Linked DNA regions of Mus musculus: regions 2 and 3 are each linked to region 1. A link is a loop called in an ENCODE intact Hi-C map of the cell type or tissue named here. Cell type or tissue: heart. All regions are shown on one strand. Links, peaks and the distances in the headings refer to the core of each region. The heading gives the core; the rest is flanking DNA.

Evidence for each region. A loop is a pair of places that touch in the nucleus more often than their neighbours do. Peaks named below come from ENCODE experiments on the same cell type or tissue, not always from the same donor. Only the 100,000 strongest peaks of a DNase experiment are listed, where the experiment ranks them.
Region 2: a loop joins it to region 1, with 14 times the contacts of the local background. A loop is called at or near these places in 17 of 42 quality-filtered maps.
Region 3: a loop joins it to region 1, with 7 times the contacts of the local background. A loop is called at or near these places in 7 of 42 quality-filtered maps.

The regions. Positions count from the first base shown.
Region 1 is chrX:58,486,326-58,497,198 of GRCm38, forward strand. No RefSeq gene overlaps it. Among named protein-coding and RNA genes, the nearest start is that of Gm25851, 130 kb to the left of the region's middle. In heart, for the core only: a CTCF peak has its summit at 4,735; no DNase peak of the experiment used is centred there.
Region 2 is chrX:57,426,247-57,437,119 of GRCm38, forward strand. It overlaps Gm364 (predicted gene 364), which reads left to right. Exons shown (of 17, transcript NM_001128625.2): 8 at 6,963-7,042; 9 at 10,164-10,272. Among named protein-coding and RNA genes, the nearest start is that of Gm364, 23 kb to the left of the region's middle. In heart, for the core only: a CTCF peak has its summit at 5,540 (motif pointing right); no DNase peak of the experiment used is centred there.
Region 3 is chrX:57,919,067-57,929,939 of GRCm38, forward strand. No RefSeq gene overlaps it. Among named protein-coding and RNA genes, the nearest start is that of Gm39517, 60 kb to the left of the region's middle. In heart, for the core only: a CTCF peak has its summit at 4,965 (motif pointing right); no DNase peak of the experiment used is centred there; H3K4me3 peaks cover 1,513 bases; H3K27me3 peaks cover 2,456 bases.

The sequences.
Region 1 (10,873 bases), core at 857-8,856:
TCATGCTTAGGTAGACATGTTGATGAGAAATTTTAAGATGTGGCTTATGACATCACTAAGAGCAAATTCTCTGGTCCTGTGGCTCTCATAATCTTTCTGATCCTTCTTCCACATGATCCCTGAACCTTAGGTGTGGGAATTGTGTTGTAGATGTATCAGTTGGGACAGGACTACATTTTGATTTGTTATGGGTTTCTGTAATAGTCTTTGTTGCAAAAAGAATCTTCCTCAATGAGGGGTGGGAATGACACTTGTTTTCAGAATAAGGACAATTATTTATAGTGTATTTAAAGATTCTGATGAGTCAGTAAAGTGGCAGTAGCTGGCTCTCCTCCAAGTTCCATGACATCACTTTCCTTTACAGGCACACTTTCAGTGCATATCTTGGAGTAACTGCATAAACCAGGAGAGTAAGATGGGAAATTGATAAGGGTATGAATTTTGGTAGCTAGCAATGGAGAGGGGAATAGTACAAGTGATCTGATGGAGAGATGGAAAAATGGGGGCTCTAATTAGCCAGGGAAGGGCAGGATATAAGTACAAAAGAAGGTAGACATTCTTATAATAATAAGGATGTCTGAAAATTATAATACACCATATTATTAACTATCTAGCTAAAATAGCCCTATAAACACATGATATTCTATATATAAACACCTGTGCATAGTTTAAATGAAATTGTCCCATTTGGGCTGACAGTGCTCTCTCTAAGAGCCAAAGACCATATAACAAAAGTTCAATACCAGGTATGAGAAGCCTTCTTTTGAGTTGTTGACCAAAGCTGTTTAAGAGACTCCCAAAACTTAACCACCCATTGCTATTACCCATGGTTGGCCACAAGAGGTGGGAAGTAGATCCCTATTGATGAATACACCATGCATTTTAGACACAGATTCCCAAACCAGAAAACTCCCAAACCTGAGACTGACCTGAAAACCTCCTCCATGAGGACTAGTTTTCATTGGACCAGAAGGAGGGACGTAACCAATAGTTCTACCCAGACATGACACCTATGAACCACAGCAACCAGCATGGTGCCGCAACCCTAAGACTGTAGTAGTGTTACTCTGACCCTGGCAGCAAGAACTAGCAGTTCACTCAAGAATTATATTTTTAGCTGGGCTGTAGTGGTAAACATTTTTAAGCCTAGCACCCAGGAGGCAGAGGCAGGTGGATCTCTGTGAGTTCAAGGCCAGTCTGGTCTACAAAGCTAGTTCCAAGACAGACAAGGCTATGTAAAGAAACCCTGTCTCAGAAAACCACTAGAAAAGAATTTCATCTTTAAAATACTTTTCAAAACAAAATAATTGATGTAATCATTGTTAATGTTATCACCATGAGACTAGTGGTGGCTAATATCAGGATGGTGGAAGTGGAAGTTAAGGTCTTGTGTGGTTCAGTAAGTAATACTAGTAGTATCCATTAAGAAAATTATATGGGATCAAGTGCCAAGGGATACATACACATGAAAGAAAGTTACATTCCACATTCATGGTAAAGCTGAGCTTGGAGGTCAACTTAATAGTGAGATATAGTGGAACATAATGTAGTAATGAAGACTGCAAGAAAAAAAATGCATTAGGTTGGAATCTTGTCTCAATTACCTAATAACTATGTGATTTCTTTAAGAATAATAGTACCTACTCAGAGGGTTGGAATGAGCATTCAGTGAATGAACTCAGGAAAAGCACCCAGAAGAGTTCCAAACACCTAATAAACAGAGTGTGATTCCTGACTGAAATGTAGTTTTCCCTCTAGTTCTGATGAGGTTATGCCCTACTGAACCTGGTATAAATTGAAGATATTATAGGTGGAAATATAGAAAGCCAAGACATTCTAGAATTGGAATCATGTGGTCTAGGATCATTCTGGACAAGATCATGGGCTCTGGATAAGGGTGAAGTCCTTCAGAGTTCACAAGCTCTTGCATCAGTATGTCGTCTATGGACATAGTGCCATAACTGTCACGTTTGGATAGGTATCCACTGAATGCATTATACTTTGAATAACAGGATCCTAGAATCTTCTTAGATGGCTCTTTGGTCTAGGATTCATATTTCATCTTTACTTTGCAGTGAGTACTAAGCTCTCAGATGTCCTAACAAAGGAGGTGATGGCCCTTACGAAGTTTAGTGTGTCCACCAAGGGATTTTGTAGCACAGGACACTAAAGCATAACACTTACAAAAAGAACACAGAGATGATGTGATGACCCACTTTGGTGTAGTTACAATGGAAAAGAAGTCAGCAAAGTACTTCTGGGATTGGGAAGGGACCTTTGCTGAGGTTTCTAGGTAAAGTAGACACTCAAATTCCTTTTCTACAGCCTGCCATAAGTCGTATAGATATGGCAGGTATTGTCAGTCTTATTTTGTAAACAAAATAACTGATGCTCATAGTTGTAGATCTAGACAGACAGTAGAGGAGCATAGAATATAAGCCAGATTCATTTAACTTTTAGTCTAAATTCTTTTGGACCACAAAATACTGTTCAATTAAAGTAAATTGTCTTTTTGAGATATGGCTTTCTGTTTGGTAGAGAATCAAGCATTTGTCACGGGGGAAAACATGGAAAGAGTTTAATTAAACTTTGCAAAAAGTAGAGATGAAACCTTTTATAAGTGAGTCATGGAGAATCAGTTTATCCTCCCTCTCTCATGCACACAGGAGCATAATAGTTCTTGTGATCACCATATACTAGCATGATACTCAAGACCAATAGCAGTAAGGCACATTTGGCTAATATATGGGAGACATGAGGGTAGGGAATGACAGAATCTAAGAACATGATATTAAGATATTGGCCAAGCTTACATTTCTAAAACGTGGCATGATTAATGTGATATTGCCAGCCTCTACAGGATGTTTGTAGGTTGTGTTCAAACATGATTGAGTCTGCAGATTGGCAGGAAATCCTATCTCACTCTAAGCTTTCTTGGCCTTTGACTTTCATATGGATACCTAGTGGACTGGTGATCTAGAACTGACAGAGAGCCTTGTTGAGTACGGCCAAGCAAGTCCCTATATATAGTTGTCAGGTTTAAGACATCTGGAAATATTTCTCCATCTTCATAACATGCTACATGAATTAAACTGTGTTTTTAAGATCAAGTGGCATATTCATTCATCAAATATGAATTGTTCCCTATAGGTGATGGCCCACCATTCACCTTCAAATATGAATGATTGCTGAGTTGTATGCAAGAAACATGCGAAAAATGTATTCTAGACTTTCCCTGTTTGTCTAAAAGCAGGATAGACAGTTGCAAAGAAAAAGTCATTCAGCTCCCTATTCTACCAGGACAAAAAGGTGAAAGACAAACTGGGTGCCAAGCATGACTTTGGACTCTTATCAGCCTGGCAGTAGGTACCGAAGAATCTTCATTTAAAAACTTTACTAACTAGACTTCATCTACCATTTAGTTGATGCCCCTTAAGTTTCTACCAATAAGGATTCAAAGTTTGTTTCCTTGATCTTAAAATGTCCCTAAAATTTCATGATTTCCTTGAGGATCTTATATAGAGCTAGAATTCAAACCCATTTCCTTGAGAATTACTCATTTCCTTGTTGCCTGTGCATGTGTGGCATGTACTAATCTTGTGTACAGTACTATTCTAACTATGAACTTTGAAAGTCATTCTTCTGTTATTGTTTATTATATAGACCATGTGTTTGTCAGGAACTAGGAATCTAACAGTGATAAAAAAACACACTAAGAATCTCCTTCAAAGAACTCAGGTACTAGATAGAGAAAGAAGAACTAACAAACTATCTGAGTGTTGTTTCCCACACTTATCTGAAAGCTATGACTCTTGTGACATGTCAACCCTTTTCATTTCAGCCTTTAGATTCTTTAGGGGATAGAGATAAAAAGAATATTTGCTGACAGTCTTCTTTGAACCAGAAACTTTTCCAGACCCTTTCTTTACACTACTTAGCACTTCCTCATAATAAACATACTCAGAAGGTGTTATCTATTTGCACTCTTTTAGATAAGGCAGGGGCAGACCAGAGAAGGCCAGCAACTTGCCCAAAGTCAGGCAGCACCAAAAAAGTTAAGAATGGCATTAATTCCTGGGTTTTATTGTATAAAACATAGTCTTTTTTATTAAAAATCCTTCCTGAAATATTTCAAAATAATTACTGACTTCATATCATAATAGATCCGAGAATAAATGATCCTGACAGAAGTTCTTAAATCTCTAAGTTCAGAATTTAATTCCCTATAGTAAATTATATTTTAGTTAAAATCCAATCACTGTATTTTGTCGCCCAAATATTATCCCAGGTACACCTTTTAATGATAGCTTATCATTCTCTGTTTTTCATATTTGGTTAAACCTTGAAGAAATGTTGACAGTATTCTCAAAGTGAACAAAGACATTTGAAAAAATAGGAACGGAAAGTGGGAAATAACTTTTCATGAAGAGAAATCATGTTATTTCTCTTAGGAACAGAACACTGTTTTGTTGTTTAGGTTTGTGATTAGCCATCAAGCAGTGCTCCCCTGCTGTAAAGATAATCTTCAGGAGTAATGTAAGTTTAGCTGTTTCTAACTTTGTTATTCTAAGTATGATTGACATAAACAATTATTAGCTTGTTATATGCTGAATAAATAAGCATATTGTAGAAAGACTGTGAATATGTTAATTTTGATTTTACTTTTCCATTCATGCCGTCTTTTGCCTCCTTATCATTATCAAAACTAGCTTTAAAAGCGCAACAGTGTCCACTAGTGGACAAAAAAAGTATAACAGCAGGATGACAAAATCCAAACACTGGAAATGTGGGTGATTTCTGCTACAGGATACTGTATATGCTGTTAAAATAACACCTTCAGATAGTGCACATCCTGTTCAGCTTTTGTAATATGTTAGAGAATAAGGGTTTATCACAAAATGTCCTTTCAATACTTGCTTAGTGAACAAAATTCTAATTCCATGTATAATTCAAGTAATTTTTACTCTCTTAAAACTTGATTTTCATTACTTGAATGTTATTTAAAGCCAAAGGTATCTCCATTCTAAAAATTTCATTTGATCATCATTCCTTCCTTGGAATTCCCATAGACAGACGGACTTTAATGAGAATGGAGGCAAATACAGAGTTGATCTCCAGGGCTGTTATTTTCAAACATTAGCATGCTTCAGGATGATTGTGAGGGGTTAGTGGAGGTATAGAAGTCAACGATCCTCTTCTGTCACATTCTGCAGACACTGGACTGTTCCTCACAGGTCATGGCTGACAGTTCTAGAAAATTTTCCTTCAGTCACAGACTTCATCAAGATCCACACCATATTCTCAGGATGGGAAGTCTGGGTTGATACACTATTTACAAGCTTTAAGAATTAATTATCACTGGGCAGTGGTGATGCACGCCTTTAATTCCAGCACTTGGGAGGCAGAGGCAGGCAGATTTCTGAGTTTGAGGCCAGCCTGGTCTACAGAGTGAGTTCCAGGACAGCCAGGGCTACACAGAGAAACCCTGTGTCAAAAAACGAAAACAAAACAAAACAGTATGTGTGCATGTGTGTGCGTGTATGTATGAATGAGTGTATGTGCATGTGTTTGTGAGTGCATGTCCCTGCATGTATGTGTGCGTAGGTGCATGTGCGTGTGTGTGTGTGTGTGTGTGTGTGTGTGTGTATGCACACATATATGCATGCTATGACTCATGTATAAATATCAGATGACAACTATCTGAAGTTGATTCTTTTCCTTCACTTTTTGGGAATGTTCTCTTTTATTAATGTTGCTATGCTACACACTCCAGGCTAGTTGACTTGGGATTTCAGTATCCCCACTATTTTACCTGTTTCTTCCTCCCATAATGTCCTAGCAATGCTGGGATTAAAGATGAGCACCACAGCAGCAGGCTTTTTTCTTAGATTCCCAGGATCAAACCTAGTTTGCTAGGTTTGTATGGCTAGTACCTTTACCCACTAAAACATTTCCCCAGCCTGCTCCAAAAATCTAGAATCCTGGCCTCATCTAAACTTTATGCTTCTGCAGGAATGCCCATTACTTAAGAGATAATGCAGAGGCTTCTCCACAACACGAAAACCAGAAGGCAGGTAGATACAGTCATTATAAGCATCAATGTGAGAGGAGTAGTCAGGATTTCTCACCCTCAGAGTCTGAGCTATGGGACTAGTGTCACTTATGTAAGATATAGGCATAAAAATGCATTGCTCAATATATACTATCAACCACGAGGATTTCAAGAAATTGTTCTCCATATTATTTCACTATAAATACACTAACTTGTTTTCTTCATCCTCTTATAATCACATTAGGGGGTGGATTTTACGAATATCTGATGAAGGATGAAGAGGTCATGATTAAGATTTGTAAGAGAAACTCAAAAATATTGAGGGACAACATCATTTGAAGATATTCTTATAAACAGATCATATACATGAACCTAGTCATCCATTCCATATTTAGAACAAAACAGCTAAAGGCTAAAATGTATATGGATGTTGCAACAAGGGCAAGTCAAAAGCCTGAAGGAGAAAATTAGACAAGGTCAAGTTCACAAGATTAAGACCAGGGTCAAATGGGCGGGATCTTCAGAACAAATATGAAACGTAAATAGTATCTTCTGTCACATATTACAAATCAGCAGAAAATATAAACTTTAAAAGCAACATTGAATGATCAAATACAAATACAAAGAATAATTTGGTCAAGTGATGATAGTGTGCTTTAATTAAAACATATATTCAGGGGCTGGAAGATGGCTCAGTGGTTGAAAGCATTAGCTGCTCATGAGGTGACCTGAGTTCAATTCCCAACATACACATTGTAGCTTACAATCACTTCTTTTGGCCTCAGTGGGCACCAGGGACTCACAGTACACACAGGCAAAATGTTCACGAAATAAAAAATGTTTTTAAATTAACATATATGTGTGTGTATGTGTGTGTGTGTTAATAAATATGATTTATTCAGGGGCCATCTTCCAGCCCCTGAATATATGTTTTAATTAAAGTATAACTATATAATTTTCCTTCCTTCCACTCTTGCTTTCAAGTCCTTCCATAGCTCCCTTCCTTGGGCTCTCTTTGCATTCATAGTCTCTTTTTCTTTGATGATGATTATTATTACTATTATATATTTATATATTTGTAAAAATATAAATACAAGTGCAGAGACAGAGGGAGTGGCTGACCAATAAATAACTGGCCCAAGTTGAGACCCATTCCATGGGCAAGAACCAATTCCTGACACTATTAATGATAGTCTATAATGCTTTTAGACAGGAGCCTAGCATAACACACACACACACACACACACACACACACACACACACACACGGCAAGGTCATGCCATGGCATATGTGGTGTTTGAATATGCTTGGTCCAGCGAATGGCACTATTTGTAGGTGTGGCCTTTTTGGAGTAAGTGTGGCCTTATTACAGGAAACATGTTGCTGTGGGGGTGAGCTTTGAGACCCTCCTTCTAGCTGTCTGGAAAATAGTTTCTCCTTGTTGCCTTCAAATAAAGATGTAGAACTCTCACCTCCTTCTCTAGCGCCATGACTGCCTGGAAGATTCCATGCTTCCTACCATGATGATAATAGACTAAACCTCTGAAACTGTAAGCCAGCCTCTATTAAATGTCATTTATAAAAGTTGCCTTGGTCATGGTGTCCCTTCACAGCAATGACACCCTAACTAAAACAACATGCAGGTGTCAATCAGAGAACTTATATGTATTTGTCTTTCTGGACCAAGATTATTTCAATTAATGTCCTCCATGTTCATCCTTGCTGTCACAACCATAGAATATCTCTGCTCATGTGTCTGACTACTATTTTACTATGTATACATAATACATTTTCTCTCTTTATCCATAATTTGATTTTGTAACTTGATTATCATAAATAGCAATGGAGTGAACATGTGAGAGCAATTATCTCTTAAATAATACCAATTCATTTCTTTTCAACCTGTATCCAAACATGGAATATATTTTTGCATTTCAAGTAAACAAGAACAGAAACTTCTCATAGTATTTTCTATATGGCTGTACTAATCCACAAAGAATGTAAAACAATTCCGTTTTCCTCACATCTTGACTAATACCTATTGTTATTTGTATTTCTTCATTTTATTTTTGAAACAGGGTTTCACTCTGCAGCCTTAGCTGGTATCAAACTCACTATGTAGACAGGCTGGCTTTGAATTCATAGAGATCTGCCTGTCCTTCCAGGTTCTAGGATTACTAGCATGGGTCAGCACACCTTTTGCCTTTTTTCAAAGAATTGCTTATTTTATGTATATGAGCACACTGTAGCTGTCTTCAGACACCTAAGAAGGGGATTTCGGATCCCATTGCAGATGGTTGTGAGCTACCATGCGGTTGCCGGGAACTGAACTCAGGACCTTTAACTACTAAGCCATCTCTTTGGCCCCTACCTTTTGTATTTTTGATAACAGTCATTTTTACTGGAGTGAGGTGATATGACATTATAGTACTAATTTATACTTTCTGGTTATTAGTAACAGTCTTCCATATATTTCTTTCCTATCTATATGTCTGTTCATACTTTTGATTCTTTTCTTTTTGTTGTAAAAGGTTTTTAGTTTGATGTAATCTCAAATGTCTATATTTGTTTTTATTGTCTGGTGTTTTTTTTTTTTTGAGTATTTGTAAAAATTGCTGCTCCATCAAATGACATGGATATATCTCCTTTCTTTGAGCAGTGTAATTATTTCAGATCTTCCAGTTAGGAGTTACCCATTTTTTTTAGATATTTATTTTCTTTTTTTAAATTTTTATTAAATATTTTTTTCATTTACATTTCAAATGCTATCCCAAAAGTTCCCTATACTCTCCCCCTGCCCTGCTCCCCTACCCACCCACTCCCACTTCTTGGCCCTGGCATTCCCCTGTACTGGGGCATATAAAGGTTTGCAAGACCAACGGGCCTCTCTTCCCAGTGATGGCCAACTAGGCCATCTTCTGCAACATATGCAGCTAAAGACATGAGCTCGGGGGAGGGGGGTACTGGTAAGTTCATATTGTTGTTCCACCTATAGGGTTGCAGACCCCTGCTGCTCTTTGGGTACTTTCTCTAGCTCCTCCATTGGGGGCCCTGTGTTCCATCCAAAGATGACTATGAGCATCCACTTCTGTATTTGCCAGGCACTGGCATAGCCTCACAAGAGACAGCTATATCAGGGTACTTGCAGAAAAATCTTGCTGGCATATGCAATAATGTCTGTGTTTGGTGGCTGATTATGGGATGGATCCCCGGGTGGGGCAGTTTCTGGATGGTCCATCCTTTCATCTCCACTCCAAACTTTGTCTCTGAAGTTACCCATTTTTAATAGACATTTCTATATACTGAGAGATAAGGATCAAGTTTTATTCTTCTGAATGTGTCTACACAGTATCTTTATCAAAAATAGTCTCCTTTCCCCATTATGTGTTTTTGACATTTTAGTTGAAAATAAATTGACAAAAAATGTGTGCATGTTCTTCTCTCTGTTCCATTGGACTTTGTGTCTGTTTTTATTCCTGCACCACCATGCTGTGTCTATAATTATAACTTTGTAGTATACTTTGAAATTGGGCAGTGTGAGGTCTCCTGCTTTATAATTTTGGTTCAAGATTCCTTTAGATTTTTGGACTTTTCTATTTCTGTATGAGTTTGGGGTAGTTTTTCTATCCCTGAGGGGAAAACATTGAAATTTTTATTTTAATTGTATTTTATTTGTAGTACAAGAGTCACATTGTACTAAAACTACAACTGATACCTGTGCACATTGGAGTTCTGTACCAGGAATCAACAGTGGGGGGTGGGGGGAGATTCATTCTTTGGACAGGGGTCAGCAGGAGAGGAGGTAGGATATTGTTACAAAATGTAGATGTGGAAGAATACATGTGAGACCCAGATGATCCACCTGTTCATCTCTTAGAATTGTGCTATGTTGTTGTGTTGGTTCGTTTTTTGTCAGTGTGACACAAATTGGGGTCATATGAAAAGAGGGAACCTCAATTAAGAAAATGCTGCCATAACACTAAACTATGGGCAAGACTATAGGGGATTTTCTTGAATAATGATTGGTGTGGAGAAGGCCTAGCCCACTGTGGTCAGTAGCATCCCTGTACAAGTGTTGTTTAAGTGTATGAGAAAAATCAACTGAAAGAGTCACGGTCTCTGCTTTGGTTCCTGACTTCAGTCACCTTCCTTGAGTTTATGCCCTGACTTCCCTTTATGATGAACTGTACTGTAGATCCTGAAATGAATCTTTCACCTCCCCCAATTGGTTTTAGTCATAGTGCTTATCACAATGACAACAAACCTAAGAGAAAACACCAACACTGAAGACTGATGGAAACATGAACTAGCTAATGCCTGGAGAAGGCTAGTGTGTCATTCAAAGATGGAGTCTGGATCAAAACACTGATAAACCATCTAGACTGGCAGAGTTGCTCTTAGTAGAGAAGAGAAATCCATAATGGATTCAGAGAGAGAGAGAGAGAGAGAGAGAGAGAGAGAGAGAGAGAGCACTATGCAGGGGCATTGGCTATAGTTTATCACACTATCCTTTTATGCTCTTTCAAGAACAAAATCCTAGCAGAATCCTAGAGGGGTTGTTCCTAGAACTTATACAAAGAAATATACCTGGGAGTAATAAAACTGTTCTGAAAGTTAGATTATGCTACCAAGCCCAAACTCGAAAAATAAGGGAAAGTATCCACAGTGGCAGAGAATTTTTTTTTTTACCTGCCAACTCTGTCTAGAAATTGTCCTCATCTGACAAAATGTGTCTCACTCAAAGTCAGAAATACAATCTTGACTATCTGAAAAGGCTTAGTACTATTTGCCAAGTTCTGGCCACTGTACAGAACAATCTCT
Region 2 (10,873 bases), core at 1,151-9,150, 1.1 Mb before region 1:
GTTTGCATTTCCCTGATAACTAAGGATGTTGAACATTTCTTTAGGTGCTTCTCAGCCATTGGAAATTCCTCAGTTGAGAATTCGTTTATCTCTGTACCCCAGTTTTTTTAATTAGGTATTTATTTTATTTACATTTCCAATGCTATCCCAAAAGTCCCCCACACGCTCCCCCACCCACTCCCCCACCCTCCCACTCCCACTTCTTGGCCCTGGCGTTCCCCTGTTACTGAGGTATATAAAGTTTGCACAACCAATGGGCCCCTCTTTCCACTGATGGCCGACTAGGCCATCTTTTGATACATATGCAGCTAGAGTCAAGAGCTCTGGGATACTGGTTAGCTCATAATGTTGTTCCACCTATAGGGTTGCAGATCCCTTTAGCTCCTTGAGTACTTTCTCTAGCTCCTCCATTGGGGGCCCTGTGATCCATCCAATAGCTGACTGTGAGCATCCACTTCTGTGTTTGCTAGGCCCCAGCATAGTCTTACTTTATGTTAGGGAAGTTTTCTTCTATAATTTTCTTGATGATATTTACTGGCCCTTTAAGTTGAGAATCTTCACTCTCTTCTATACCTGTTGTCCTTAGGTTTGGTCGTCTCATTGTGTCCTGGATTTCCTGGATGTTCTGGGTTAGGATCTTTTTGCATTTTTCATTTTCTTTCACTGTTGTGTCAATGTTTTCTATGGTATCTTCTGCACCTGATAGTCTCTCTTCTGTTTGTTGTGTTCTGTTAGTGATGGATGCATCTATGATTCCTGATCTCTTTCCTGGATTTTCTATTTCTCAGGTTGTCTCCCTTTGTGACTTCTTTTCTTTATTTCTTTCCTTCCTTTTCTTTCCTTCCTTCCTTCCTTCCTTCCTTCCTTCCTTTCTTTCTTTCTTTCTTTCTTTCTTTCTTTCTCTTCTTTCTCTCTCTTCTTTCTTTCTCTTATTGTTGTTGTTGACAGGGTTTCTCTATATAGTCCTGGGTGTCCTGGAACTCACTCTGTAGACCAGGCTGGCCTCGAACTCAGAAATCCGCCTACCTCTGCCTCCCAAGTGCAGGGATTAAAGGCGTGCGCCAACACCACCCTGCTGTGATTTCTTTATTGTTTCTATTTCCAGTTTTATATCCAAGATAGTTTTGTTCAATTCCTTCACCTGTTTGGTTGTGTTTTCCTGTAACTCTTTAAGTGATTTTTGTGTTTTGTCTTTAAGGGCTTCTACCTGTTTACATGTGTTCTCCTGTATTTCTTAAAGGGAGTTATTAATGTCACTTTTAAAATCCTCTATCATCATCATGATATTTGATTTTAAATCAGAGTTTTGATTTTCTGGTGTGTTGGGGTATCCAGGGCTTGCTGTGGTGGGAGAACTGGGTTCTGATGATGCCAAATAGCCTTTGTTTCTGCTACTTATATTCTTACCCTTGCCTCTTGCCATCTGTTTATCTTTGGTGTTAGCTGCTCTTGCTGTCTTTGACTGTGCCTTGTCCCTCATATAAGCCTGTGTGTCAGTACTCCTGGTAGACCAGTTAACTCCAGGATGAATTTGGGTATGGAGAACTGTGTCTCAGGGTCAGCTCAGGGGTGTAGATGGAAACCAGAAGGGTACTGTCCCCAGCTATTCCTTGCTTCCCCTGTCTTGATGACTCTGAGTGGGTCCCTCTTGGGCTTGTTGGTACTCCTGAGAGGCTAGCTTTTTCCTGACTGTATTTGGGTATGGAGTGCTGTGTCACAGGATCAGCTCCAGGGCACAGAAGGAAACTGGAAGCCCCCTAGAAGTTCCTTTTTTTTTTTTTTTTTTTTTTTTTTTGGGTTTTTGAGACAAGTTTTCTCTGTGTAGCCCTGGCTGTCCTGGAACTCACTCTGTAGACCAGGCTGGCCTTGAACTCATAAATCTGCCTTTCTCTGCCTCCCAAGTGCTGGGATTAAAGGCATGTGCCACCACGTTAAGAATAGTTTTCACTATCCTGGGTTTTTTGTTTTTGTTTTTGCTTTTTTTTTGTTATTCCAGATGAATTTGAAAATTGTTCTTTCTATGTCTGTGAAGAATTGAGTTGGAATTTTGATAGGGATTGCTTTGAATCTGTAGATTACTTTTGGTAAGATAACCATATTTACTATGTTAATACTGCTGATACATGAGCCTGGGAGATCTTTCCATCTTCTGAGGTCTTCTTTAATTTCTTTCTTCAGAGACTTGAAGTTCTTATCATACAGATCTTTCAGTTCCTTAGTTAGAGTCACACCAAGATATTTTAGATTATTTGTGACTATTGTGAAGGGTGTCATTTCCCTAATTTCTTTCTCAGTCCATTTATCATTTGTATAAAGGAAAGCTACTGATTTGTTTGAGTTAATTTGATATCCAGTCACTTTGCTGAAGTTGTTTATCAGCTGTAGGAGTTATCTGGTGGAAATTTTGGGGTTGATGTTATATACTATCATATCATCTGCAAATATTGATATCTTGACTTCTTCCTTTCCGATTTGCATCCTCTTGATCTCCTTTTGTTGTCTTATTGCTGTAGCTTGAACTTGAAATACTATATTGAATAGATAGGGAAAGAGTAGGCAGCCTTGAATTGTCCTGGGTTTTAGTAGGATTGCTTCAACTTTCTCTCCATTTAGTTTGATGTTGGCTATTGGTTTGCTGTATGTTGCTTTTACTATATTTAGGACAGCCTTGCCATGCATCAGTGGAAGGAGAGGTCCTTGGTCCTATGAAGGCTTGATAGATGCCTCTATAGGACTAAGGGGAGTCGAGGGCAGGGAGGTAGGAGTGGGTGGGTGGGTGGAGGAACAGCCTCATAGAAACAAGGGGAGGGAGGATGTGATAGGGTGTTTCCAGAGGGAGGGAAACCAGGAAAGGGGATAACATTTGAAATGTAAATAAAGAAAATATCCAATAAAAAAGGAATAAATAGTCCAAATATTTAAAAAAAATGATGTTGGATAGACTGCCCTGGATCTAATGCTGCAGCACAGCGTGGCCTCGAATTTGTGTGATTCCAGCTTTAGCCTCCTAAGTGTTGGGATCATCAGCATGAGCCTATGAGCCATCATGCCTCCACCTTATTTCGCCTTTTATTTAAGAATCTTTGTAAATGTAGTTTAATATCTTCAGAGAATGATACATGTTCTCAAATAATACAAAACAGTTTATAAAACATTTATTCAAAAGGAATGATGAATCATTTATATTACTATTTGATTGAACACCATTTTTATGACAAATATTTGAATTCTTATGAAGTCACCTTCATTACTTTCTATTATGAATTATGGATATTGAGTGTCTATTATGAATCATTGAATGCTGGTCTAAAATGCATGTGTTCATAATACTTTTGTTTTATAAACTATTTTATAGCATTGAAAAGTCTGAGGCAGGACAATCATGAATTGGAGGCTAGCCTAAGCTACATAGTGTGAGCCTATTTGAAAATAAAAAATAAAACCCAAATACTTCAATTCATGTACTCTTATTTTAACAGAGTGTTCATTTAGTGAGAGAAATTAAATGAAGTTTGGAGAGAAAGGTGGTAGGGGATATGGCAAGAGTTAGACGGGAGGGGATGAGAGATGAATTTGTTTAAAATTATGTTACATGCTTGTATTAACTTCCCAAACAATTAAAAATGCAACAGAATAAAAATAACCCTTACTTTAAAAAATTATTGAAAATAGATTCTTCTCTTATACTGTGCAGTTTCCCTTACCCCCACTCCTCCCAGTTCCTCCCCTCCCCTATGTCTCCTTTGCCCCCAGATCCATTCCTCCTCCATTTTCTCTTCAGAAAGGAACAGGCCTCCAAGAGACAACAACCAAACACCACAAAACAAGGTACAATAAGGCATGACAAAAACCCTGATACGGAGGCTGAACAAGGCAACCCCATAGGAAGAAAAGGATTCCAAGAGCAGACAAAAGAGTCAGAGATAAATGAGTCCAGTTCCCACGGTTAGGAGTCCTACAAACCCACCAAGCTATCAGCCATAATGTAAGCAGAGGGCGTGTGGCAGCCCCCTGCAGTCCCTGTACTTGCTGCTTCAGTTTGTGAGCACATATGAGCCTTACTGTTTTCATACTATTGAACAAAGATGTGTTTGTTACATTCTAATGATGTATTCTTTTGGTTGTAAATTCTAGTTAAATAAGCTTTGCTTATGAGCTAGCCTGAGACTCTACCAACATCACAGAGCTGCCTGTTTTGTTTGTTTTGCAGTGTGGAGTATGGAACTCGGGGCTTTGCGTGTGTAGGCATGCTTTGTAACCCCGAACTACACCTGTTAGCCTTATAACATTGTTTTGTTGGGAAGTGCAGTTTTGACATTCAGATAGAATAGGGCAATAGCTGATGAAGAATCAGAAGATTTGCGGTCTGGCCTGCCTTAATTTTGTGACTCCAAGGAAGTTCATTCTCCCACTTCCCTGGGACCCCAGTTTCCCTCTAATAAAATGAGGGAGTTAAATTTAAATTGGGTCAGCAGCTTTTAACTCTGTCAGATTGATGTCCTTTAATAACAAATGTTCTGCAATCTCCCTATGCTATTCTACCATAATACTAATAGTTAATAGAAAACAAAACTTGTCTATGCATTTAATTTTAACTAGTACTAGTGTAACATCATAATAACATTAAGGAGAAATAGTAGTAACTATTAATAAAATAATATACCCTTTATGTATTTTATCCATTTTATATGTTTGCATATATGTGTACAATCATTGTCAGTGTTATAATAGGTAGATTGCAAATTATGTAAATTTTTTGGCCCAAATACTGCTATTTTCCAATGCTATGATTTCTTGAAATGTCAACAAATTTTGGTAACATTCCCAGACAAGTATAGTACTATTTTTCTCCCAGTTTACTTAAAACAGTGCCTTCTTGGGTGGGAGTATTTAATGTGTACTGAAAACATAAAATATTCTAAAGCAGAGCTACAATCAAAGGGTCATAAGCAGCTTCTTACCTACGTGAATTTTGGGTGGGGCATTTGGACAGTGTGGGATACAGCACAGTCCTTCTCCCTTTTCTGTTATGTACATCTCCTGTGAACTGCAGGATGCCTGGCTTTATGAACGCTAGTAGCAGCTACATATTTTTACTCTGCCTTGTAGACTGTGCTTCTGTTGAAAACCATTGGTCTAAAGATCAGGTCCCCTACAAAATTCAGTCTCTGTATAATTTCTATTGACTATAACACATGGGGTACTATACTGTGCATAAAGAAGTCTTTGTCTCCACCTCATTACTTTGTCACTGCTGCCATCTTGCCAGCTGGAAAAATATAATTTTGCTATATGCACGTCTCACTTTCCTAAAGCCAATTCTGTCTCATAGACATATCTCTTACAAGAATTGCTAGTTTACAAAAAGATTTTGATGCTTTGGAATAAAGGCCAAGAATAATTAATTAATTTAATCAGATCAAAAATAGGTTCTCTGTTACTTAGCTATTTTTTTATATTTGTCATTTTCTTCTCATGTGCCTTATATTAGATAGTTTTTCTTTGGGATGACTAATACATGTCATGACATAGTGTTTCCGGAAGATGGCAGTATTTGGTGCAAAAATGATGCTAAACACTGCTGATGTTTTGGCTGAAATTTTTTTTTTCCCGATTTTTTTGTTTTGTTTTGTTTTTGGTTTTGGTTTGTTTGTTTGTTTTGAGATGGAGTCTCCTGTAGTACAGGTTGCCTTGAACTCAACTATATAGCTGGGAATGACCACTAAATTGTAAAGAGCCAAATAATTGAGTTGTAGTAAACAAGTTGTCTTTTAATATTGAGACTGGCTGTATATTTGTAGATAGTATATAAAGAATAAGTGTAAAAAAAAAAGAATAAGTGTAAGAAAATTCTCTACCTTTATCCTATTATCCTTAATTTCTCTTTATGAAAGCATAACATGATTTTTTTCTAATTTATCCTTCCAGAAAAAAAATGTTTGCATCTGTAATATAGGTATATGACTTTCTGGTGGGGGTAAGATTTTTAAAAATTAACAATATTATTATGTGTGCTCAGTGTGTGTTTGTGTGTGCGTGTGTGTGTGTATGTGTGTGTAGGTCAGAGGACAATTTTGTAGAGTCTATTCTCTTCTTGTCTGTGGGTTATGGGAATCAAGTTTGCCCTGTGTTTATGCTGCAAGCACCTGCTGGGCCATCTTGTCAGCTGGAAATAATTTTGCTATATGCACTTCTTACTTTTCTAAAACCAGTTCTGTCTCATAGACATATCTCTTGCAGTGCACAGATTGCCATTACCTAATTTTAATCCCAAAGGGCATTTTTGGTTGTAGGTATTTAATTTTACAAATATTACAGTGGCCATTATATAAAAGTTTATGTATTTTTGCAAGTATCATAAAAAGTTACAAAAAAAAAAAAGCGAGGCATGGTGGCGCACGCCTTTAATGCCAGCACTTGGGAGGCAGAGGCAGGTGGATCACTGAGTTTGAGGCCAGCCTGGTCTACAGAGTGAGTTCCAGGACAGCCAGAGATACACAGAGAAACCCTGTCTCGGAAAACCAAAAAAAAAAAAAAAAAAAGGTTACAGTGTAAATGGAAATATATCAGGATAAAAGGGAAAAGGCAAGTATCTGGTGGGACTACATAAAAAGTAATAGAAACATGCTGTTTTTGTTGGATAGCAGCAATTTTCTTCCTAGTTCATACTTTTATCTTTTCATTTTTGGTTTTGGGGCCGTCTTTCTCTATAGCCCTGGCTTCCCTCAAACTTGCTATGTAGACTAGACTGGCATTGAACTCACAGAGATCAATCTGCTTTTGCCTTCTAGTTCTTTCGTGTCATGAGGTTAAATGTTCCTAGTTGAAAGCAAGCTTCATATGTAAGGCGGATGTCGTGATTCCATGAAGCTGGAAGTGGCAAAACTCCATGCAGAATAGGCTTCTTTATGCTTGCATAGCAAAGGTCAGGCACAGTCATTTGGTTTTCTATTTCATTGTAGGAGAGTAAAGCTACTGAGTGGTCCTCGGAAGGGGATTATGATTTGGACAGTACCGCCGAGACCAGCCTTCAGTGGATTAGGTAAGCACTTTAAGAAATATGCTCAAAGTAGCTTGAGGCTTGATAACTGTCTGTGATTTTTAGCTGGGGATAGGACACACTGGAGATTGAGCCTGGGATCTTGTACACACAGGGCAGGGGCTCTACTACTTGGTTGTCTCCTCCTCTAAATACCCTTTAGTTCTTATTGCTTCGGGACTGTCTCATGTACCCCAGCTTTGCCTTGAAGTTGCTGTATAGCCAAGGGTACTTTTAAATTCTGGATCCTCCTGTTTGTTTCCCCCAGGGTTAAGATACTTACTTTGAAGTTAAGATATTTTATCACTACTGGTGATACTGAGTGATATTTCTTTTGGGCCAGTTTCCCCTCTCATTCTCCTCTTCAGCTTCTAAACATATCTGATGAAAAGAAAATATGTTTTACATATACTATTTATGCTGAAGGGAAAGGAGCCAGTGATGTCATACATACTGTCTCTCCTTGTGGACAGCATCATGTAGACAACATGGAGGGTGGTGGTGGGCATGATATAAGTGGAAGTAAGCTTTATGCAATGGATGAAAACCAGAGTTGGCCATAGTGACACACACTAGTAATCTCAGCAGTTGGAGGACAGTAGCCGGAAAATAGGTCAACCTAATATGGTGTAAAAAGTAGAAGGTAGGCAGGAGGAAGAGACAGATAGCAAACAAAATAGAACACACTGTCTGTCTATGGGCTCAGATGGTCTGAGCAAATCCAAGAGTAAGAAAACATTGCAATTTGCTAGGTAGTGGGAGGTGGGAATGCCATGAAAACTGGAAAGAGATTATTGAAAGACTTAATATGATGAGTCAGCAGCTTTTAAAAAGGAGACTATCTTTTATTGTTTGAAAGTTTCACACATGCCAACAATGGGCCTGATAATGCACATTCCAAGCTCCCCCCATCTCTCCCCCTAGGCACCATAACATGTCCCCTCTCCTTTTTTTTTTTTTGCATGCTAATAACGTACTGAATAGAATTAGTGCCGATTGATAAAAAGTTGACTGATTCATATTGTTGATCTTGGGTAGTTAATCATAGCTACAGTGAGTTTTTGGTACGTGACTATGTTATGTTTCAAAGACAGCATTTCACAGCACTTGCCCCTACCTCGTGGCTCTTACAGTCTTTCTGTTTCTCTTCTGTGATGTTCCCTTGGAGGTAAGGGTTGATATAGATGTCCCATTTAAGGCTTGCCACTCAATAGCCAGTTACTTTCAGCATTTTGGCTAGTTATGAGCCTCTGGATTAACTGCTGACCACTGTCGACAGAAGCTTCTTCGATCATGTTTGAGGGCAGAACTAATCTATGAACTTAAACATAAACATTTAGAAGGCAGTTTAACAGCATGTCATTTAAATTCCCCTCCATCCATGGCCTGTGACCTCTCTAGCCTTAATGGACTTTTGACTATCTGTATAGCACCAGCCCTAAACTCCTTTCTGTGGAGAAGGCCTCAAATCTAATCCAAAAGCAGTTGGTTGCTCCAATAATCTTCATGCCACTAGCTTGCCAGTGGTCACATATTACTTGGCAGGTCAGTAACTGGAGCATGCAGGGTTGGCTGCAGGTATATCTTTGAAACTTTTCTTTCTAGAAACTTGCCTAGTACCTTCTAGCACAATGAAAGGTAGTCAGTAGGGAAGACGTTTTCAGGTCAGTTCAAACTTGACAAACAGCTCTCAAATTGACCACCTCATCAAAGCAGGTTATACTGCTGGGTGGACTGTATGGAAATAATGTCTGGCGGAGAGCATCCATTTATTTGACAGAATGTTCTTTTAGTTCCTCTTATCCTGAGTACCACTCTTGTCTCCGCGTGGTTAATGAAGGAGAAAGGCCCCTGCTTAAATTATGCTTCCATTGAAGTATCTTCCAAGTAAAAGATCTCGAATCTTTAGGAACCTTCCAGTGGATCAAACCACATAATTGGAAATCTGACCATGGAAAGAGCACTTTCAGTGTGGGTTTGAGAGATGCATAAACTGATCCCACAGTGATCTCGGGGTGGTTAGAAAGAGCTGACGAGAGAGGAACAGTTGACAGCTTAGGAGATCATATAGAAAAGAAACAAAGTGTATATTTAATAGTTGCTCCACAACTCTCATTTTCTATAATAAGGCAACGGAGGGCAGAAGAAAGCTATAAAAGTAAGCTGGAAGTAAGGATACATACTAGGATACATACAGCCTTTGCGAGGTGGTTGGTGATTCTTCTCAAAAGACCCACAAAACAAAACAAAACACAATTAAACAGATATTTAGCATTTTTTCTTTGAAAAGGATTTTATTTCATTTGTCTTTGTTGCTTTTCTATTGTTTTGAGGAGACACCATGACCAAAGCAACTTATAAAGAAAACATTTATTTGGAGGCTTGCTTCCAGTTTTAGAGGGTTAGCCCACGTTGGGGAGCCTGGCATCAGGCAGACAGCCATGGCGCTGGAGCAGTTACCCACAGCTTAGACGTTTTTAGCAAGTTGGGGGCAGATAGGGAGAAACTTGGCATAGCATGGGCTTTTAAAACCTCAAAGCCACTGGGTAGTGGCAGTGGTGGTGGCACACACCTTTAAACCCAGCACATGGGACGGAGAGGCAGGTGAATATCTGTGAGTTCAAGACAAGCCTGGTTTACAGAACAAGTTCCAGGACAGTCAGAGCTACACAGAGAAACCCTGTCTTGGAAGGAAAAAACAAAACAAAACTCAAAGCCCATTCCTAGTGACACACCTCCTGTAACAAGGTAACACCTAACTCTTCCACTAACTAAGGACTAAACATTCAAATATATGGGCCCTTCAGGGCCATTCTTATTCCAACCAGCACAGGCATTTTTATTCATTTGTGTAGAGTGTGAATGTGCATGTGTGTCCTTGTGTGCATGTGCCTCTGTGTGTGCACACACACGTGTGTGTAGAAAGACAAACAGAGAGACAAGGGGGAAGAGAAGGAGAGAGAGAGGGAAAGACAGAGCAAACAACTTGAAGGAATGAGTTCCTTCCTGAAACCATATGGGTCTCAGGGATCAAACCCAGGCTGTCAGTCCTGGTGGCAGGCACATGTACCTACTGAGCCACCTTGCCAACCCTAACTGCTTATTTCTTTCTGAACATTTCTAGGCTTGTCAACTCCTTTTTTGTGGTACTTTTCTTGTGTGGACTGGTGGTTATCCTCCTCTTAAGGAGTATCTGGAGAGACATTGCCAAATTTAACCGTATAAAAATTTCTGTAAGTAAAAACTGCACATTTTGATTCAACTTGATATGTGTTCTGCTTAGTTATCAGTTATCGAGTTTCTACTTAGAGTATAGCACCTTGACTATAGCACATTTCTGCTGTCTAGAATTTTATATATTATATCAGCCATCCACAACCTTTGTAATGCTGTAACCCCTTCTCATAGTTTTTCATGTTGTGGTGACCCCCAACAATAAAATTATTTTTGTTATTACCTCATAACTATAACTTTGCTGCTGTTATAAATCATAATGTAAATGTTTGTGTTTCTTAATGGTCTTAGGTGACCCCTATGAAACGGCATTCGACACCTCCCCTCCCTCGAGGGTCGTACTGCACATGTTGAGAACCACTGAATGATGCCGTCAGAAAGTATAGAATTGTATACGTTTGTTTAGAAGTACAAGTTTACTTAAAGAATTGTTTGCTATTAGCTCTGGTTATATTTTGTGTGTTTCTCATGACTATGAATATCACTTTTAAGAAGCTCTTAATTGGCGTGAAACGTAAGATACATATAGCAATCATTGCAAGGTAGTATAATTTATGTAGTTTTGGTTTTTGTAAACATTTGCAAATTGATGGATTTTAA
Region 3 (10,873 bases), core at 1,654-9,653, 570 kb before region 1:
GGAGGGGCGGAGGGGGGGCACAGATGTTACCTCCACTGCAGAGGCGACCGCAGGCAGGAGCCTCTAGGGTAGCTCCACCCAGCCGAGGGCTGCTAGCCTCCCTAAGGGGCCAAATGGAGTACAAGCAGTGGCTCTAAATTCGGGCCCCCACTGCCTGAAGCGTGCAGACTTGGGCAGTGGCCTGCGGGGAGAGACAGTAGACCGGCCGCCCACCTGTCTACTCAAGTTGCAAAACGCTGCCCCAGGGTCTCCCAGATGAACTAGGAGACCTCCCTTAAACCCATTCTCAGGCCTTAACTCTAGAGGCTGGGAGGCTAGGCGGGGAGGAATGGCCCCAAACTGCTGCCCCTAAGCTGAAGTAACTAGTAGCACTACCCGTATCCAGAGATTCTGGACTTGGAGCCCTAAACTCACGCTGCAAGCAAGAATTGAAACACCTTTGGCACTCAAGCGGGCTTTTTTTCCCTCACTCCTTTTGATCATCCAAGTGTGTGAGTCAGAGGTTCAGGACCTAAAGTATGGAAATAAAGAAGGTCCTTTTGAACACCTACTGTGTGCTGCCAACACTGTATTTCATTAAACACTAGTTTTCTTTCACTAATCAATGAGTGGGAAGTTACTTGGTCTCTCATACCTTAAGAGATGCAGAAAGTGAGGCAGGAAGGGCATTTGGGAGCTATAGCAGGAATGCCATAGCTACCCAGACCCATTGACCAATCTGGCTCTTGTGAAGAAGGAAAGAATAAAATAAATAAATAATAAACAAACAAACAAACAAACAAAAACAACGCTAATCCCGAAAGCCATCCAAATATTTTACAGGATAACTCTGAGTATGGGACATAAAAGGACAGCGTAGAAGCAGCTGCAGGGCCCAGTTCATTTCTCGGAGTTAGCAGCAGAACGTCTTGCAGTCGAGTTTTGAATCTTTGTTTCGTTTTGTTTCAAAGAAAGAAGCAGTCGCTTCTGTAATCAGAACACAAGCTAAGCCAAAGACCGGCTCCAACTTCGTCGGAGTAGCCCAGCTGGTGAACTCTCTCCAAGTTGTTTCCCCTGACTGACATCCTGAGGGTCCACTAAATTAGATTCTCTTTGTTGGCAAGGTACGTACAGCGGGGCAAGAGCGGCGGTGCTGACTGGGCCAGGCAGTAGGACGCCACCTAGACCGCGGGGAGTGGGGGGGTGGGGGGGGAGCGAGGGATGGCCCTCCCATCCTGGTTCGCTGGCTTTATTAAGGCTGCACGGGCTTCATGTATTAAAAGATCTCTAGTCAGGAGCAAACTGCCTCTGAAAACACACACACACACACACACACACACACACACACACACCGCCTCCGCAATGCAGAGAAGAGCTTAAAACCCAAGCAAATGCTAAGGGTCCACATTAGGACCCGGACCAGGGCCTTGTTCTTTTCTACAGACGCAAGACGCGACGCAAAGGGAATAAATGAGAATTTAGGAATCCCCTTCACTTGTCACAGGATAGTGCTCTAGAGCGTCGAAAAAGGGAATGAGTGAAGCTTGGGCTAGGCCTCCAGGAATCCAATCCTGGCCCTGACTGAAGCTGGGAACCAAGTGCCCAGTTTCTTTGGAGAGACTCCGCTCACCCCGCTCCTCTAGGGACCGGTCCAGCGCCGACCTAATCCTGTCACTGTTCGGATCAGTTACTTTCGTTTGCCGAAGCATTTCACTTTTGCTCGTTTTTTGGTTTTGTTTTTTTGGTTTTGTTTGTTTGTTTGTTTGTTTCGGTGGGCTGAAGAATGAGAGCTACCCACGGGGAAGCCAGCTACCCACCCGAGTCCTAGGTTTAGCATCCCTAGGGTCCAAGAGTGGGCTCACGGCGCTCTTTGGAGCGCTCTCCCCACACCTCCACTTCTCTGAGTAGGTGAACTAGAAGTAACTTTTGTTCACCTCCAGAGTACTTTCTTAGGCCGCGGAAATTCAGCCCGCCCCCTTCTTTGGGGGCATAAACCGTGGCCTCGAGGTCCCAGGACGTCGAAAGAGGGGCAGGCTACAAGCCTTTAGGCGGGGAGGCCAGGGGCACGGGCCGCAACGGTTTTCGGGATTGTTAAAGGAAGCTCCCGTTGGGAGAAAAAAGTTAAAATCTGAACGGTTTGGCTGGACTGGATTGTTTGGGAGTGACCTTTTCTCCCCAGAGTAAGTAAGCATTGGCTACTTTATAAGTGCAGGCTAGAAGAACACAGCTTTTCTGCAAGTTTTCACATTCCCGAGGCTAGGGAAACACTAACAAGGGACTTGGAAGGTGTGGGAGTCACCATATCTATCCTGCTGGTGTTTAATTGCAATCTGTGTGTCCCAGAACTTTTCCCATCCAGTAGGCAGCTGCCAGCGCAGTCTGGCTCCTCCGCAGTTCCCTGGACGCAGCGCCCCCTACGGCCGGGAAGTGGACCCCAGTGGGCTTCTAGTGCCGGGACCCACTGGGGGTTGGCAGGGGACAAGTGGACGTGAAACTAGTGCACTCGAGTCGCTCCTGAAAGCGGTCACCCGCGGGGCCTTGGCTTCTGAAAGTATGGTTTGGTTGGGTAGCTGGGAGTGGAGATTTACGATCCTGGAGGACAGAGCGTGAAAGGGGTATCATCATCAGTTTTGACTGAAAGAAAGAAAACATATCTTTAACAAAAAGAAGGGTCCTTGCCATTCACCCGCGTTGTTAGGACAACGTGAACTATCTTGAAATGATTAGTTCCACTTCAAAGGAATTTACATTCAACAGTGAAAACTCAGCCTCTTATTTATTCGAAGACTTCACTACGGAGAGTCATATGCCCTGTCCTTCTATTTATTTTTCCGCGTTCACGGTGCCATTGTATTGCATCAACACTGAGCCACACAACACATTCATAGCGGCCAGCCTAGGGTTCTGGAGAATCCAGAAATACAGGTAGTGAGGGCGAAGGGGCACGGGGTTTTGGTTCAAGTTGAGGTCTGGGACAACTCTAGCTCCTGTAGGGCCAGGAGGATGGAGCGGCAAGGGTGGGAAGCGGATCTGGCGCAGGTGGGGAGCCGGCAACAGAAAGAAACCTATCGCAAACCCAAACAAGCCTGGGAGATGGGGGTGCGGCACAGTTCTCAGAGCTCCAGACACTTCAGGTTTCCTATGAGGAAAGTGGACCTGAAATTCCCCCAGGGACCTTTCAGAAACATCTGTTAAAAACGGGTGGGGGTGGCACAAAATGCTTGGGCACGATTCATGCGTATAGCCACACCAGGACTTAGCGGCACCCCCACCCCGCGGGCACACATTGACTCTCCGCCCATAGCTCCCTATCTACCCCCCTCCCCTCGCGCGTAGGTTGCCAAATGTGCTCACCAAACGTATGAAACCTCTAACCAAGGAACAACTGTACTAAGTTTACAAGCCAGTCCTTGGAGTTGCAGGGGAGTCCGGTTTCTCCTCTAACTGTCCTTGAAAACCCCAGAGACAGAAGTTCTAATTCAGAACGAAGCCCCAGCCACCAACACCCACCCGCCCAACCCCTTCTCCCTCCTCCTCATTCCCAACAGCCCCTTTGTATAATCTACCCTGTTTCCTCACCAAACCAAATGATGCTAACCTTTTTCCAGACGATCTTTTCCCAGCTTCTAAATAAGCATAAACCAGACTCTGACTTGAGCAGGTAATCGAGAATGTAGTTAACGTTTTCTGGATTCACCACCACTCTTGAAGCTTGGTTCATCCTCAAAATTCCTAACATGGACTCTGTAGTCTCCTTTCTTAGGTTTGGAAGCAGTGCCCCCCCCCAACCCCCAACAACGCCAGGGGTTCAAAGTAGTGGTCCCTGGCCACTTGGTAGTTGGTACTGTGACACTGGGAACCCTTCTTTCCCCGTCTTAGGGTTGAATGAATATTCAGGGTCTGTTTATTCGGAAGTATTCAGTTTTCAGAAGCATTCTAGAGCTTCTCTCTGGCTGGTCCTGGGTTTATTCCATCATACTGGGTACTTCGGGTGATCCTTCTGGTCCTTGTCCTGCCTCAATCTGAATCTTATCCACAGGCGTTTGCTCCTCCCAACCCCCAGGGAGTCAGGATCGCTTTCCTGACCTCTCAAAGCCTGAACTTTGGAGGAGAATCCAAAATTCACAGAGTTAGAACTTCAAGGCAAACTGTGGGTCGGTCTCCTCCCACGAGATGGTTTGAGAACGTGTGAAGACAGCCATGACATTGCAGCCCACCCCCACCCTACCCTGATCCCATAGGCAAATAGGCCCAAGAACTGAAGGCTTTCAAGTGGGTTGGTGTTTGTCCCTCTGGTGGCTGCACTTCTCTGCAGGTGGCAAATATACTCCAGTATCCCAGCCAAGGTCTCTTCCTGTGGGGTTGCATGTAACCTTGGAGGTGCCTCTCTTGATCTCCGGCAGGGAAGAAAGAAAGACGGAAAGAAAAGGAGTGGGAAGGGAGAGGCCCGGGTAGAAAGCTGGGAAGGCGCAGGAGGCCTCCAGCTGAAAAGACTTGAGAATGAGACACAGGCTCACACGGCAGCTCTGGTGGGGGCGGGGGTGGGGGGGAGGAGGCGTGTGAGAAAAGTGACGCATCCTAAAGCATACCCCAGGAGAGCCGAGGATCTAGGAAGGACTCAAAATGTATTTCTAATTACTTTTCATGCTCCCAGAAAAAGAGTTCTTTTAAAACCCTGCTTTAAAAGCTTGTTATTGTGCTGAATTATAGCGTGCTCTGACAGTGCTGTTTATACGGTATAGCTTTTTGTCAGGTGGGAGACTGGTAAGTACTAGAAATGTACTTTTGTGGCTAAATTGGTAGAAATTCACAACTTGAAAACTTCTAGAGTGAAAACAACAGAATTTTCTTATTATAAGGACGGATGAAGGGCATTGGAGGTGACGCTTTGCAAGAGCTGGTATCCATGTCTCCTCTCTGTTTAATGGTTCTGTCAGGTAACTGAGGCAGTGGATTTTGTGGCCATGACTGCAGAGGAGACATCCGGTCAGCAGAGGGCACACTCGTCACTGTCAAACCCTATTTTCAGATTTGGAGGTGACACATAGGTAGGACTGGAATGGTAGACATAATCATACTGGAATTGGGACCCAACATGAGTTGAGGAATGAGAATAATTTTTTCTTGACTATATGTGATCATAAAAAGAGAAAGCAGAGACACACTATGTTTTATGCTCACGAAATTCCCTGACCTGGAAAAGTATGGTAGCCTTCAAAAAAGAAAAACAAAACAAAACAAAACAAAACAAACAAACAGACCTTACAAATTCTTGTCTTAACTGATATGAGAGATTAAGGTCAAAATATCCACTGGAGCAAGGACCTAAGATCTGTTGTCTAGCCATAACACCACGAAACACGTGGGACTTTTCAAAACCAGGAAATACCTGGAAATGCTCTGCATACTAGACATGACTTCAGACGCTTCCCATTGTAGTAAGCAATTAGGCAAATCACTTCCTCCTCAATGAGTTGAAGGAAGAAAAAAAATAGAACTAAGATTATCTTTAACCCTGGGAACAGAACGAAATGTGAGCCCACTTAGAATGTATTCCGAAATCTCAAAATGGTGGGTTCTTAAAACGTATCCTTCTCACACAAGAAGGCAGGCAGGTAGCAAGTCACTTGGTGATGTTGTTTTGTGCTGTCTGTTATGCTCTGCGAATGATACTGATCTTGCTTGGTAGGAAATGACAGATGCCAAGAGCCTCTCCGTGAACACTGGCAGCAAATAAGCAGAAATAGTTGAAGAAAATAAAAGCCAGATACAAAGGTCCTTTTCATACGAAGGGGATTGAAGGTCCAGGATAAGACCCTAATTCTAAAGTTACTATACTGATAGCATTGTCCTAGGCTAAGATTGAAGACCTTAAAACCCTTCAGATTAACAGATGCCACTGTTTCTTTGTTGATTCATTTGTGTTCCTTAGATCTTGTGAACCTACATTAAAATTCTGGTTTTCCTCTGATGAGCTAATTTGAAATAATTTAGTGTCCTGAAGCAGACGCTTGAACTGGGCTTCTAGGTACTATCTAGACTTGTTTACCAGGAAAAACGGAGCCTCCCCGATTTTGGTTTTTCCCTCTTTAATTGGCATGGAGCTTCTAACACCAATAATAGCAAAGCTGTTGTGGATACTGGTCCTCTTGATTACTGGCTAAAGTGACTTAGGACATGTTACAAATAGTTAAATTCAGGACATCGCCAAAGGCTTAAGATAGCCTGTATTTTGGGGCTGGGAAGCTTGGCTCAGCAAGTAAAGTCCACGCTGTAATACAAGCCTGACGGCCTGAGTTCAGTCCTTGGAACCAAAGTAAAGGCAGAAGGAGACCTGACTTCACAGAGCTGTCCCTTGACCTCTGTATGTGTGTCATGACATGCACACAACATTATGTTTGCCTCTCACATATAATAATAGCAACTAATAAAAAATTAAAAGATGTCATGTATTCTGGAACCCACCTATCTCTGTTTCTATCAACTTGCTTCACAGTTTCAATGATTTAAATAAGCACCTCTGCCCGAGCCTGCACGTTACAGTTAAGTATTGGGGATAGGATGCTGCACGCTTGTGTGTAGGGCATAGAACAGGGCCTACGAGAAGGGAGGAAGAAGTCTAAACAGATGGAGGGTAATGAAATATTTGAGAGACGAAAGCAGAAGAGGGGACTATTTGGGGTGAAGGAAACCAGTAAGAAGAGACGATGGCAGGAGGAACATGAAGGAGGCAGTAATCACAAAGCATAATGACAGATGAATGAAAATGTCACAAAGATACCCATCTCCTAGTGCACTATCTGAAAACTATCAAAAATGTTTAAAACAGGGCCTAAAAGGGCATGGGGGGGTGGCTAAGGTGTGAAGAACACTGATTGCTGAGTTTAATTCCCAGTACCCACACGGCAGCAGCTCCCAAGCCCCTACTATAACTCTAGTGCCAAGCAAGGGGTTCTGACACCTTCTTTCTGGCTTCAGGAGGCACTGTAAACACGTAAAGACCATACATCCAGGCAAAACACCCATACACATAAAATAAAAATAATTATGTCTAAAATAAAATTGAAAGGAACCTTGTCCCCAGTGCAATCATTCTGAGAGGCGGAGACTTTTGAGGAGCTGGCTAAGCTGGTACTGCTCTAAAAGGCCTCTGAGGAGTCAGTTGGCCCTCTCCTGCTCCATCTCCTCCCCCACCCTCAGCCCCTAGATTTTCCTCCTCTTCAGAGCGCACTGAATTGAAGGCTTCCTCTTGGAAGCTGAGACACCTGGCTCTAACCGCCTGAACTTTGCCTCCAGAACTGAGAAAGATTACATTTTTAATTTTATAAATTACTGAGTCTTGGGTATTTTCTCATAGCAGCACAAAGTGACATGAGATATCACGGTTATGTTCACAAGCTGTGAATTTATAAATTAAGAGGCTACGGGGAAATTGGCCTAGTGTTTGACAAAGCTAGGTGTTAGTGGACAACTATTGTTATTTACCTTGAACCTATAGTGTCTAGTATCAAAGTCATTGGTCACATGTGACTATTGGACACTTAAGATGTGGCTAGTGTCAACTGAGGTGTGCTGTAATTGGAAAATGCATATTGCATGTTCAACGCTTGTAACCAAAAGAGAACTCTAAATATCTCATTAACTATTTTATGTTGGTTACATGTGGAACTGATAATGTTTTAACTCTCTACTCAGTTAATTCAATATATTATTAAAATTAATTTCAGATGTTTCTTGTCACTCTTTTTTAATTGGAGCTACCAGAAAAATAAAAATGATACAAGCAATTTGGGTTTGCTACTCAAATTCTAATTTATTGGAAAGCAGTGCCTGAATGAGACACTTGACAGTTGCCAGTCCATATTCTGAGCCTAGCCTTAGAACATGTTTTCTTGAATATTGGGTCCCTAGAATTAAGCACAATGCTTGATGCATAATAGGAGCTTATGGAGTTTTAGGGGGAGCAACTTTCTTTCCAATGCATTTGTTTACTGTGTGTGCATGGGCATGCGCATGCCATGGTGCACGTATAGAAAACAGCTTGCTGGAGTTGGTTTATTTCTTATACCATGTGGGCTCTGGAGATCAAACTCAGGTCATCAGGCTTAGTAGCAGGAACTTTTGGCCATTACGTTTGTTTCAGTGGGTGCTTACTGTTGAATGAATGAATGTCCTTCATACCCTGATATACTACAATTCACTGACTATGGAAAACAGAGCCAGGATTGAATGATCCTTAATAGGCCTACCTGCCATTGCATGGTAAAAGAGAACTTAAGGTCTTACTTAATTTAACATTTAGCTTAGCAAATGCCTGTGTACCTTGAGCAAGCCATGTGTTTCTGGCATCCTTTCCTTCTGTAGAGTAACGAGGTTGGGCCAAATAGTTATTCTAGGCAACTTCCTATGGTCTGAGCCTATGACCAGGAAGGGGCAGAGCTGGCGCTCCGCTATCATGTCCCACCTAAGTGGGTTTTTTTGTTGTTTTGTTCGTTGGTTTTGGTTTTTGTTGTCTCTTTCCTTTTCCTCCTTACTATTGTTCATTAAACTCTGAGCTCCTTTTTTTTTTTTTTTTTTTTTTTTGTGCTAAAATTGAAACTCGGGACCTTTCGTATGGTAGGCAAACACTCTGTGGCTGAGCCTCATCCCCACCCCTTGCTCTTTAGTTTGCTCCTGCTTCCTGCCCTTCAGGCAACTTGAGTATATTGCTTCTCCAGTTTCGAGGGAGGGAGGGAGGGAGGGAGGGAGGGAGGGAGGGGGAGGGACAGAGAGAGGGAGAGAGAGAGAGAGAGAGAGAGAATAAAAATAAATAAGTAAATAACCTTCCCAGTCCTTGATGACTACAATGTCAGCTTCATTGTATGTATGGGGTGGGGGTTCTCTTTTACTTTGAGCATGCCGATGGTGGAGATACAGCTGAGTTAGAGAGCACTGAATCCCATCCCCAGGACCAGAACAGAAAACAGAACCAAATGGTAACACACTTTGAATGGCCTGGTAGTGAGAAAGAATTCAGTTTACAGACAGAAAGCTCCAGTTCTCTGGAGGACAACATCCTAACCTGTATATTCATCCCAGCCAGGACAGCAGCACAGCTACAGCTCCTGAACCCCAACATTTGCTAACCTCTTGGCACTTACAAATGCCCTGCCACCAAGTGTAAAGGTTGTATAGCACCAGTCTGAAGCATTGCTTCTCTAGCTATGAAACTAGAAGAAAACCCCCATAGAATAAGGATCTAAAACCCAAATACTTATTCAAGGTCAAGCAGGTAACAGGAAACCTGAGTTAGTGGGCGAGCGAGGGAGGTAATAGGGAACAGTGGAAGCTGTGGCAAATCACAGGGCTCATTCTTGCTAAATGTATGAAAGTGCTTTTGTTTGTTTATTTATTATTGTTGTTATTTTATGTACTTAGTTGGTTACTTGTTTGTGTGTGTCTGGGTGTGTACAAATGTGCTCATGCATTCATACCACATTGTCTCTGTGGAGGTCAGAAGACAACCCACAGGACTCAGTGTTCTTCTTACATCATATGGGTCCTGGGGAGCAAACTCAGGTTGTCAGGCTTAGTGACAACTGCTTTTACCACTGAGCCATCTCACCACTCTTGACCCAACTTTTTTGGTTTCTATTTGGCTGTGACAACAAACAAAACATGTCTATGGGATGAACCACATCCATGGACCTCAACATTTGCCATTCCACCTAGTTTATCCATTGTTGCATAGGTCCATTCTAGAATCCTAATTTCTCTCGTTGTGGTGGATACCACAATAACAAAAATAACTTTAGACCTAAGAGTCTAGCTGGGCAGGGTAACACATGTCCATAATCCCAAAAGTTAGGAGGCAAAAGTAAGAGGATTACTACAATTTTGAGTCCAGATTTATCTAGAGTTTCAGGCCAGCCAGGGCTCCATAGTGATACCTTATCTTAAACAAGGTAAACCAACCAACTACAACACAAAAGAAATTAAGGGTCTGTATTCCAAGTCTAAGTTCTAATCAATATATACAAATCTTCCCTCTCCCCTCTATTTCTAGAGATATTCTTGTCCTTAGCTAGGGTCCTCAATTCCTTTCATGGATTACTTGAACAAGTGTTAATTTTATTGAACCTCAAACCAAAGTAAAGGATCTTTATGACATTTGCATCCCTTTGACATCTGGTTATATATTTGAGGCAGATTTTATTTTCAAAAACTCAAATACTGGTGCCTACAAACAAATAAAGTAAGATGTTTGATAAGATTAATTTTCTAGCTGTCAGGATTTCTGAGAATATGTCCAGGCTGTTATGGGGTTAAGAAGAGTGTTAGTAGATGCTTTGCCAAGCCACACCTGCCTTTCCAATGCATCCTTCTTCAGTAAGAGTAACAGATGTCTTTCAAACTCAAATGAATTGAAAGCACCTGGTCATTACTTCCACACTTCTCTGTATTGCATCTCTAGGAGATAATGAGTAGTTTGAAAACACGGCCTGTGTCCTAGCCATCCCTAAGTCCCAGTACGCAGTGTCAAGTAGGCCACATCACATACTCAGGGTAAAACTGAACTGGATAGTTAGGGAAGTAAGATGGTGCCTCCTTTCCTAAGTAGCTGTTTCCCATTCACTTATTTATTTAGTGCATATTCATTGCAAGTAGGTTTTCTGCTGAGCCAATGGAAGGGAGAAGTATTGATTCAATGGATTTCATTTTAAGTATCATTTATTGAACCCTATGATACACTTTCCTAGGTATTGAAGATAGTCTTGTAAACCGGCATAGCTATTGCTCTCTCAGGCCTCTGGTTAAGCATGACAAAGACTGGACTCACCCTTCCACCATGAGTTTGGACCCTCTACATTTATCTTTCTTGTGCAGCTTGTGTACCTGGACACTCTTTGTTCAG